Regions from separate parts of the Mus musculus genome. Here region 1 is linked to region 2. Evidence: chromatin contacts called from ENCODE Hi-C or POLR2A ChIA-PET data. All regions are on one chromosome and are shown on one strand. The core of a region is the stretch at or near the end of the contact, and the rest is flanking DNA. Distances in the headings are between cores, read along the strand shown. Region 1 overlaps Mboat2 (membrane bound O-acyltransferase domain containing 2). Region 2 holds the start of Mboat2 (membrane bound O-acyltransferase domain containing 2).

Region 1 (4,849 bases), core at 1,265-3,764, 41 kb after region 2:
TGTATGTGTTCTGAGTGGGCTCAAGAGCTGTGTGGCTGCTCTCGCCCAGCAGAATATGTTGATTTCAGTGCATGGTCCTGTCCCTGCCTCTTTAAGGGACTATTCTGTTACTTCCATTGTTCTGTCAAGTGTTTCATTGGATGAATATATCACAGTATGCTTGTTCATTTTGCCATAGAAGGTTTTCTTGTTTATTTATTTATTTTTAATTCTTTTTGGATGTGGCCATTATGAACAATATCGTGTTTGAACATGTTGTCTATATTTCAATCAGTGCTCATGTTCTCCTTATAAGTAGTGGAGTGGTTGGCTGCATGTGGACTGTCTTCAAGTCTATAAGAAAATGCCAAATAGTTTTCTTAAGTTGATGTTGGCCTTGTGTAAGAAATCCCATTACTCAGACACTGAAGTCTATACTTAATACTACCAGCATTAAGGACTGGCTTATACAATGGGTGTGTAATAAGGTCTTATTTAGGGCTTAGCTAGTATCCACTCATAAAGATTTAAAACATGATTCTTTATATCTGGGCCCCGTCATTTCTGTTTGTATTTGAGGTTGATCTGCAGCAGGTTGTGTTGGCTAGAAAGGACATTTGTTTTATAGTTAGCTGCCTGTGAGTTTTACCCAGAGAAGCCATAAAAAAAAAATTCAGTCTCATTTCTAGCACAGTGGTAGCCAAGAGTTTCTTTAACTTTCCAGTGGGTGGTTGTGCACTGTCTACCAGATGGAGCTGAGCACAGCATCCCTGAAGCTGAAGACGCTCTGTCATTGGAGCCTGCGGAGCACCCTTAACCTTTGACCCTTAGCTGTCTGCCTCACTCCTTTCATTCTCCTCCTCAGCTCAGAGACTCACAAATACTGTTCATGTGGAGGGACCGAGAACGTGTATTATACAACACCTACTATTGCAGAGTAGCATTAGAACAGGGCAGCCTATTGAAGTCAGTTGGCATTAGTGATCTCCTTTGTAACAAGCATGTTCCAAGCATTATTTCAGTGTGTTCTGTATACAGTTATTAGTGTTCTGTTGGAACAGGATCTCATCACGTTACCCAAGCTACCGTTGAACTCCCTGGATTCAAGAAATCTTTCTGCCCCAGTCTCCTAAGTGCTGGAACTGCAGGCATACGGCACTTTTCCTGGTTATAAAACTAACTAGATACTTGCATTAGAGAAATTGCTCACACTAAACCTTTGAAGTTGGTGCATATTTGCACTTAAGGCCCATCTCAATTCAAAGAGTGGCCACAGACAAGCACTTGTGGCCACACGTGGCTCTTGGCTATGAAAGTGTAGGCAGGTTAGAAACCGCTGTGCTGAGTGCCTTGTTTGTTATCCATCGGGAACACCTGGGGACCCCTCCACCTGACCTAGTAAAATAAAGTTTAAAGCTCGGAAAGAGCAAATGCAGTCTGTTGTCCAAACAGGATGTGACGACAGCCTATGAGGAAATGAGGAAGGTTATGAATCTGTCATGTTTGCTGGCATTTTAGAGTGGGCATGTCACTCAGGAAAACTCAGATGTGAATGCAGTAAGATATTCTCCTTAGAATCGGCCTGCTGGCTCTGGGAGGTCAAGGCGGTTAACGTAGGAAACAACATATTAATGCCCAGTGGTTTCTCTCATTCTGCAACTTATTTTTTGATTCATCAGCTATTTTCTGGTTTTTCTCTTAAAAAAGAAACCAACGCATGCACAGGTACACATCACATATTCAGGCAGTGCAGCTACTGCCCAAAGCCAAGGTGCACAAATGCCGTGGAGGAAACCACTATTATAGAAGAACCAGAGATACAGATAAAAGGCCAGCCACAGACTGACAGATGCTGTCTGTAAAACAGTGGATTCAAATAAAGACTTCTTAGTCACAAGGAAAATTAAACCTACTAGAAAAATATGAAAAGGATATCAAGTATAAGTTTAATGCCCAACAGATCTATTAAAAATATGGCATTTAAAAAAAAAGTAGTGAGATAAAAATCTCCTGTTCTCTAACTCGGCAAAAATGTGAAGTCTGGCAGTACCAGATGTTGCCAGGCATGTGGAACGGTGGCACTCGCTGCTGAGTGGGCGCCTGAGCAGGCCCAAGCTGCTTAGGAGAGCAATTTAGTGTCTGCAGTTCAGTGGAACATGTTTACCTGCGAGTCTACACCCACATAGTCACGCAACACAACAGTGTGCAACAGGCCAGTAAGCAAGGTGAAGTGTGTGTCTCACCAGAAACGAAGTGTTAGGAGTAGCTAACGGCAGGAGCTTAGGCATTTTTACCATTTAGAAAGTCAGACATTCCCAGTGGTACAGTATAGAAAATGCATAAAGGTGTGAAAACCCAGGGGAGTACTACAGACATTTTTAGACTGGTTGGATGTCTTGTGACGAACGGAGGAGACAGGGTTGGGAAGGAGTAGTTTGCCCAGGAGACTCCATTCCGGGCATAAGCTTGCACACACAGGGGCGTTTCAAGTCTTTCTTTGTTCCTTCTTTCATCTAATGCCTTGCTGTCTAGTTTTTCTAGGCTGCAGCATATGGAGTCAGAGGAGCCTATGGTTGGTACCACAGGCTCTGGCGTAGGAGCGCCTGGTGCTCACCCTGCTGGTGGCTGAGCTACCGCCACTAAGCCCAGTCAGATAGATATACAGAGACTCTATGGGGATGACAGTAACGTTAGCCTGTGCTACACAGCGGGCTTGTGTCAGTAGAGGCATGTGTTTAGTGAATGCGTGCGTATGCAAGACTGCTTGGCTCTTACTCTCTAACTTGTATTTCTTACTTATAATGCAGCTTGCTGATCATCTCCCATGTCAAAAAAAAAAAAAAAGGCAAATGACGTATGTCTTTTTAACCACATTAAAAACATTTAATTATATCCAATTTGTGCTTTATTTTTGTGACTTGTATGCTACATTCTTCTTTTGTGTGACTTTTTCTTTCTATTATCCTGTAAGAGTTTTTGGTATACATTTTTTTTTTTTTTTGAGACAGTCTCACTATGAAGCCCGGTCTACCCCGATCTTGACTCTCCTCCTGTCTCACTGCCTGGGTGGCTGGTAGGAGTGTATTTTAATATAGACTGACCCTTTGTCATGTGCCTTATAGAGATGCATACTTTTTTCCATTGTTACTTAGTGTGTTGTTTTTGTTGCATAGGAGCTTCAAGTTTTTATATAGGAAATAAATATTAAAATAAATTAAAATGAAATCCATTTTATTTATAAATTAGCATTGCTAAATTATTATTTGGATTAGATAAGGTATATTTGTTTACATTGTAGGTGCTAATTTTTACATCTAGTCAGGATAAGCTAGGGTTTGCGCAGTAACAAGCCATTCCTAAGAGGTGCAAAGAGCATCGTTTCTTCCATCCCTAAGACCAGTATCAAACATCATTTCCTTATCCCTCCATGGCTGGACATGGGTTGGCACAGAAACCTTTGCTCCTCATCATTTCTGGGACATGGCAGATAAAAAGGCAGCTCTGACCATGGTTGTTCTGGCCCTGAAGTAGTACTACCACTCCTGCTTCCAACCTCCCTCCATAAGAGTTGGGAGACAGTGTCTCACTGATGGAGAGACGTTTTCAGTTCCATTGGACATTGACATTTATAAAATGTCTTTGCTGTGCCGTCCAGTGTTCTTGTGTAGAGACTTTCTTTTCTGTGGTGTTGCAGTATTTTCCCACACTTATTCTTCGCCTCCTTTCCCCTGTTAAATAGTCTTAAGACCTTATATAATTTAAAAAAAAAGGCAATCTTTTCTTTTATAACGTCTGCGGTTTCTCTTTGGAAAAACTTATAAAATTCCTAATCACTTTTTATTTTGGGACATTAATACTTTCTTTGAATGTCCTTTAGTCAGTGTTGTCACTAGTACTTGGAAGTGGGACAAGGTCCTCAAAGTTTGTCCTTTGCATGCTGATGAAGACAAGCACTTTAAAGATAACTTCTTTGGTACGTCTCAAGCAAAGGCTTTTGTAAGTCTTTTTCTGTGCAGCAGATAAAAAAGGCTTCTCGAACTGTGTGAGTGAGGTTAGTGACTCAGTGCTAAACTAGCTGAGAAGGTTTCCTTCCCATCGTCCTGTGTCTTAGTTAGGGTTTCATTGCTGTGAACAGACACCATGACCAAGGCAGCTCTTATAAAGGACAACATTTAATTGAGGCTCGCTTACAGTTTTGGAGGTTCAGTCCATTATCATCATGGTGGGGAGCATGGCAGTGTATAGGCAGACTTTGGGCTGGAGGAGCCAAGAGGTCTACGTCTTAATCTGAAGGCAGCAAAAGGGGACTGTCTCATGGAGAGTAGCTTGGCATATACATAGCCTCAAACCTGTCTCTACCTTGACACACTTCCTCCACAAGGCCACATCTATTCCAACAGGGTCCCACCTAATAGTGCCACTTCCTAAGGGCCAAGCATTCAGACACATGAGACTATGGGGGCCATACCTATTCAAACCACCACATCCTGACTTCCTCCCATTTCCCACTTCCAAATGATCAGGTCACTGGAGCAGGATGTAGCGCTTCCTCTGTGTCGGGAGAGCTGGTTTCTAGAACCCCACCAGATAGGAGAATCTGGATGTTCAAGTCCCTTCCATAAAGTGTACAGCGTCTACCATTCAGTACACATTCTTCCATTCATTTAATTCATCCCGAGATGACCGGAAATACCTAGTAGACCATCAATGCTGTGTGAACAGTTGCTTCCCTGGACTTTTGGGAAATAGCAAGGGAAAGTTTCTACATGCTCAATACAGATATATTTTATTCAGGTATTTTCAACTTATGGCTGGTTGAATCTGAACAGTGTGCAAGTTGCAGATAGTGTGTGTGTGTGTGCATGCATGC
Region 2 (4,993 bases), core at 2,353-4,852:
GCCTTTTGATTATAAGTACCATTTATTTATTTATTTTACAACATCCACACAGTTCCCTGAACACAGTAAGACAGCACTCAATAAATGATTTTAAGAGTTAGGGACATGGGGATTGCTGTCATAGGTTGGCTAGCTGAGGCAGGACAATGAAGAATTACATATAATTCATTCAGTTCTCTCTCATTTAAAGGCTCCTAGTCAAATTAGCAGATACTAGTGGGGAGGCCTCTATCCACTTTATATTCTCATCACTGGTTCTTAACTCAAAATGTTAACTCAACAATCTACTTCCTTATTAAAGACATAAAGATGGAGTATTTTAAAATTTAAGGTGTAGTTGACAAAATATCTGTATTTATAGTATATCACATGATGTCTTAATACATGTATATAGTGAAACTCAGTTAAATCCAGATGCAATAGTTTCATAGGAGAGAAACATTTTTCATTTTTAGAATTACATTAAATTTCTTGAATGGTTAATTTAATACATCAACTTCACTGGGTTGATGAAGGACTGGACAGATAGTAAAATAGTATTTCTGAATGTGTCTATAAGGATGTTTATAGAAAAGATTATTTTTTGAATTGGTAGACTGTGTAAGGAAAATTGCTTTCTTCAGTGTGGGTGGTATCATGATTGAACTGAAAACAAAACAAAACAAAACAAAACAAACCCTCAAAGGTAGAGGAAGAAAAATCTGTTTAAGCTGGGACATCCATATCAACAATTGTGTCAACACTGGTGCAGCTGTCGTTCAGATTCTGAGGGAGTAACAGCTCTTCTGGTCATTAGGCCTTTAGATTTGGACTGGACCTATATACCACGTGCGCTCCTGACTGCTTTGCATAAGGCTTCTATGTCTTTATCATCTCAAGCCAGTTCCTTATAACATACTTTCTTCTATATCTTTTTGTAGATCCTGATTGGTCTATTTTTCTGGAGAATTCTGACTAATGTGGTTGTTTCTAAATGTTACAATGTAACACAGTTGTAAGCTTTTTGTACACAATATTATTACTTCTTTTCTTATATAAGGAAAGTGAGGTTAAAAAGGCTCCAAAATTGGCTAGTAAGTAGTGAAGACAGAAAACAAAACAAAACAAAAACCAACCAACCAACCAACCAAACAAACAAAAAAACCCCAACCAAAACCAAGATCTCCTGACTCTAAAATCTAAGCTATTATTATAGGCCAAGATACTTGACCTATACTCTGACATAAAATTTCTCAGATGGCTCAAATCTTTCCCATTCTAGATGTTAAAATAAATAATTTCATAAAGTTATAACAGGCACCTAAAAGACAGTTTCTGCTAAAAAGTACTTATCTCTCACTTGGGCTGACACAAGGAAACCAAAAGCAGGAGGAAAGCCTGGCACCTCTGCCTTCATTTTTAAAATCTGGCTCCTTTACTTGGGGTCAGAAACCTACTTAACGCTACAGGAAAGGATGCTAATCATTCAGAGAATATCTAAAAACGGGCAACAATTACTTCATCTCCACTCAAGGCTGAAGGCACAATAAACTGTCAACTTTTACAACGTCTCGTTCCAGACCTCCTAAAAAGTGTCCGACTGTCTCCAGTCCTAGTCCTAATCCTCCATAGGCATTACTGACTCCAGGAACACAGAGCCTAGCAGACAGTTCATCCCATGACATCACCCTAAAGTGACCTGATTGTCCCACCAAGCAATAAGGCCAGGGGATGACAGGTTAACACCAGAGTCAGGTCTCTATTAAAGGAGTCACCCTCAATAAAAACTATGTTCTGTCTTTTTCTAAAAGAATAATCTGGCCTCACAGAATTCCTTTGGTAGACAGTATTTGTTCTAGGATTGTATCTTATGCTGCCTACTTTAGGTTGCAATATGTTTCTAACACCCACTTTTTAAGGTTTTAAAATGGTATTTTAATTTTTCCCTTCAGTTTATATGTTCAGCCACCTGTACACTTTCTCAACACGTCCCTAAAGGGGGGGGGGGGAGGAGACAGAGACAAAGAGGTCCTCGATCCAAGGTTATATTAATAGAGAGGTCCAGACTTGGGACTATTTTAGGAAGTAGATTATTGGACAGGTTTGATTTCTAATTGGTCCCAGCTAGTTGGAACACAATATTAAGAGTGAAAGATCTCAATTATTTTCTCCCCATCCTCTAAAAGACTACCTTACTAGGACTCAGCTGTTCACCCAGAGAATATTAGCAGCAAGAGACTATCCCAACTAAATTCAATAACCCCCTTTTCAGAGAGAGCTGAGTCCACAGCCAGGTTTCCTGAAGCACTACTTGCCCGCTCTTACTACTGAAGCCTCTAGAGTGGTCCTTGAGGAAGTGCTGTACCTAGTAGTTGATGGCTATTCTGGAGTGGGTGTTAAACCTGAGAATGAAGAGGGCCTTGTCTTTAAGAGGTCAAAACTGGGGCTAAATTAGTTGGATCTCAGGCCCCCCCCCCCCCCACACACTGTTATTTAGCTCTTGGTTAAGTTATGTAATTTTTCTGGAATTCAATTTCCTTGCTAGATTGAGGGTGGTTACAATACCTGCCTCACATGGTTGTTGTGGGGACTCACATAAGTCTACCTTTAAAAGCAGTGTTAGCAGCACATTTAAACCCCCGCCCCCCTTTAAATATTAGTTTCCAAATCCTTGGATTTTGAGAGGACGATGCTGGCATTTTCCAGGTGTTCCCATGGCTAGTTTAAAGGGTAAGAGATCACATTTGTAGGGCTGACACACTAACTGCCCTCCTGGAATGGAGGTGTGGACACAGCAGAATTCACATCTGGCAGAGAGGCTCGCAGGCACGAAGGGATGCTTACCAGCAGCCTTTCCTTTGAGGAGGCGGGGCCTTTACATGCCGGCCGCTGGCTACCCAGGCTTTCCCTCGGGCGCTGCCCAGGTCCGACCTGTTTCCCTCTCAGCTGGATGCGCGGTGAGGGCATCGTCCCAGCGCGGCCGATCAGGCCCAGGTGGGCGGCGGGTGAGGTAGGACCACCCGGCTTTCCGCAAGTTTGGGCAGCCCAGGAGACAAAGGCACTTTCTGCTTTGGGGTTCTTGTAGCGCGTCTCCCTGAAGCTCCCAGCCCCCTACCTTTGTTCCCAACTTCCCCCGGCGCTGCAACTCTTTGTCTGGCCGCCACCCCGAGCCCCTTTGTTGTCCACCGTCACTGCCAGTGAGGGGTGGGGACGGCGCCCACCATTCCTGAGAAAGGAAGTGAGCAGAGGCGGAGGCAAAGCCGCCCTCACACGCCCCCACCAGCTAGCCTGACTCTCGGTCGCCCTCGGGCGACAGCCATGGTCGAGCCTCAGCCCCTCGCTGGGGTCCTCAGCACGGAGGAGGGGCGCGGCGAGGCCAGCGTCCTCTGATTGGCTGTGGGAGTCGGGGCGCCGCGACGCCATTGGACCGCGGAGCTGTCTGGCGCACGAGTGCGCGAGGTGGGGAGGGGGCTCTGGAAGCTGCTGGAAATCGGGCCGCCCGGCGGCGTGAGGGGGCCGCGCGGCTGGGTGGGCGGGGCGCCCAGCAGTGGGCGGGGCCACTAACTCCGCCCACTGCCCCTCCCCGCGCGGCTGCTCCGACCGCGGGCGGCCGAGGGGCGGGCGCGCCGCTGCATCCCCATCCTCGGCGTAGCTCGGCACAGAGCGAGCAAGCAAGCAAGCGGCGCCTGGCCGGAGCGAGCGGACGCAGCGCCGAGGCCCGGCCATGGCCACCACCAGCACCACGGGCTCCACCCTGCTGCAGCCCCTCAGCAACGCCGTGCAACTGCCCATCGATCAGGTACCGGCGTCCGGGGCGTCGTGCCCTGGCCGCCTCTGCCGGCCGCGGTGCCACCCGGGCGGGAGCAGGGTGGGGGCTGGGGCCGGGACCGCCGTGCCCGGCGCCCGGCGGGGCGGGGGCGCGCGGCTGGCCTTGTCCCCTCGGCTGTCGCTCCGGCTGGTGCCTCTGTGCCCACCCAGCCTCCCATCGCCGCCCGGGCGGGGGTGGGCGCGGGCGGAGGCTCGGCGACAGCCCGCCGGGGAGGGCTAGACAGACGTGCGCGCGTGCATGCTGTCGCTGCCGGGCCACCGGGCGTCGGACCCGGGAGTCCCGGGACCGGTGGACCTGGCACTGCTGCGGGTTATCGGGAGACTAAGAATGGTTTGGGTGCCGAGTGCCCAGGACACGGCGTGGATGGACGAGGCTTAAGCTCTTCTGCACTTGGGGACAGTTTGCATTGAAGTGTGGCTCAATAGACGGAGAGGCAACAGTTTGGGGGAAGACAGGTTATGAAGAGAAGTCAACGTGACTTCACGATGCTAGGGTTTCTGGTGAAAAAGTTGCAGCTGTGGATAGGAGCAGCCATCCTACCCCCTCACCCTACCCCCAGAGAAGCTTTTGACACTAGGGAAGGCTGGCATTTAAATGAGGCCAGTCGAATTTGATTGTTTAAAGGGCCTCAGGATTACTGAAATAAACAGCATTGGGATGGAGAAAGCAGCGCCATTTTTATTGAGCAAAGGAACTTTGGAAGTATGTCCTGAGAAAGGTCTGGGAAAGTTGTTGGTGGGGTATGGTTAGATAGCTGGTCTAGCTCCAGTACTGAAGGAAATTGACTTTGGAAATTCAGCCTAACATTATTTCTGATCTGGAGGTGTTTGCACTTCCAAGGGCTATGGGCTCAGCTTGAGTAGCTGCTAGTGGTATCTTAAGGTTTGCATGTAAAACACAAGATTCCTCTCTGGACTTGAGCTGGAGGTGACACCTGAGCTGAACACTGTGTGCTCCAGGCTTTGTGCTTCACTGTTTAAAATAAAATATACTGAGTTACCTCAAAGGAGGGTTAAACCGTCCTGCTCAGTGTTCTGATCTGACTTCTTTCCTTTATTCCTCTCATAACTTTTCGATTAATAGTGAAATACCTGTTCTCCACACAGCTTACACAGCGGTTGTGGTGTGTGTCATGCTAATAGATTATAAGAGTGCCCCAAGTGGAATGATTCCTTTAATTCACAG

The links. A loop is a pair of places that touch in the nucleus more often than their neighbours do. ChIA-PET counts read pairs that join two places held with the same protein, here RNA polymerase II (POLR2A).
Region 1: a loop to region 2 is called in a map of left cerebral cortex, with 7 times the contacts of the local background. The contact joins the enhancer-like site here to the promoter of Mboat2 in region 2. A Hi-C loop is called at or near these places in 3 of 37 maps with a recorded cell type or tissue (all left cerebral cortex). POLR2A ChIA-PET finds 5 or more read pairs at or near these places in 1 of 5 experiments (embryonic stem cell).

The regions. Positions count from the first base shown.
Region 1 is chr12:24,870,363-24,875,211 of GRCm38, forward strand. The region is part of intron 1 of Mboat2 (membrane bound O-acyltransferase domain containing 2); the gene reads left to right. Among named protein-coding and RNA genes, the nearest start is that of Mboat2, 41 kb to the left of the region's middle. Within about 2 kb of position 2,515, at least 1 of the 3 ENCODE cell types and tissues checked has a DNase peak (open chromatin) inside an H3K27ac peak, as active enhancers do; it is left cerebral cortex, where a contact is called at or near this core.
Region 2 is chr12:24,827,997-24,832,989 of GRCm38, forward strand. Mboat2 (membrane bound O-acyltransferase domain containing 2) reads left to right here and starts at 3,603. Exons shown (of 13, transcript NM_026037.3): 1 at 3,603-3,778. The coding sequence starts at 3,704. It overlaps 2900060N12Rik (RIKEN cDNA 2900060N12 gene), which reads right to left and starts at 3,321. Exons shown (of 3, transcript NR_166876.1): 1 at 2,824-3,321.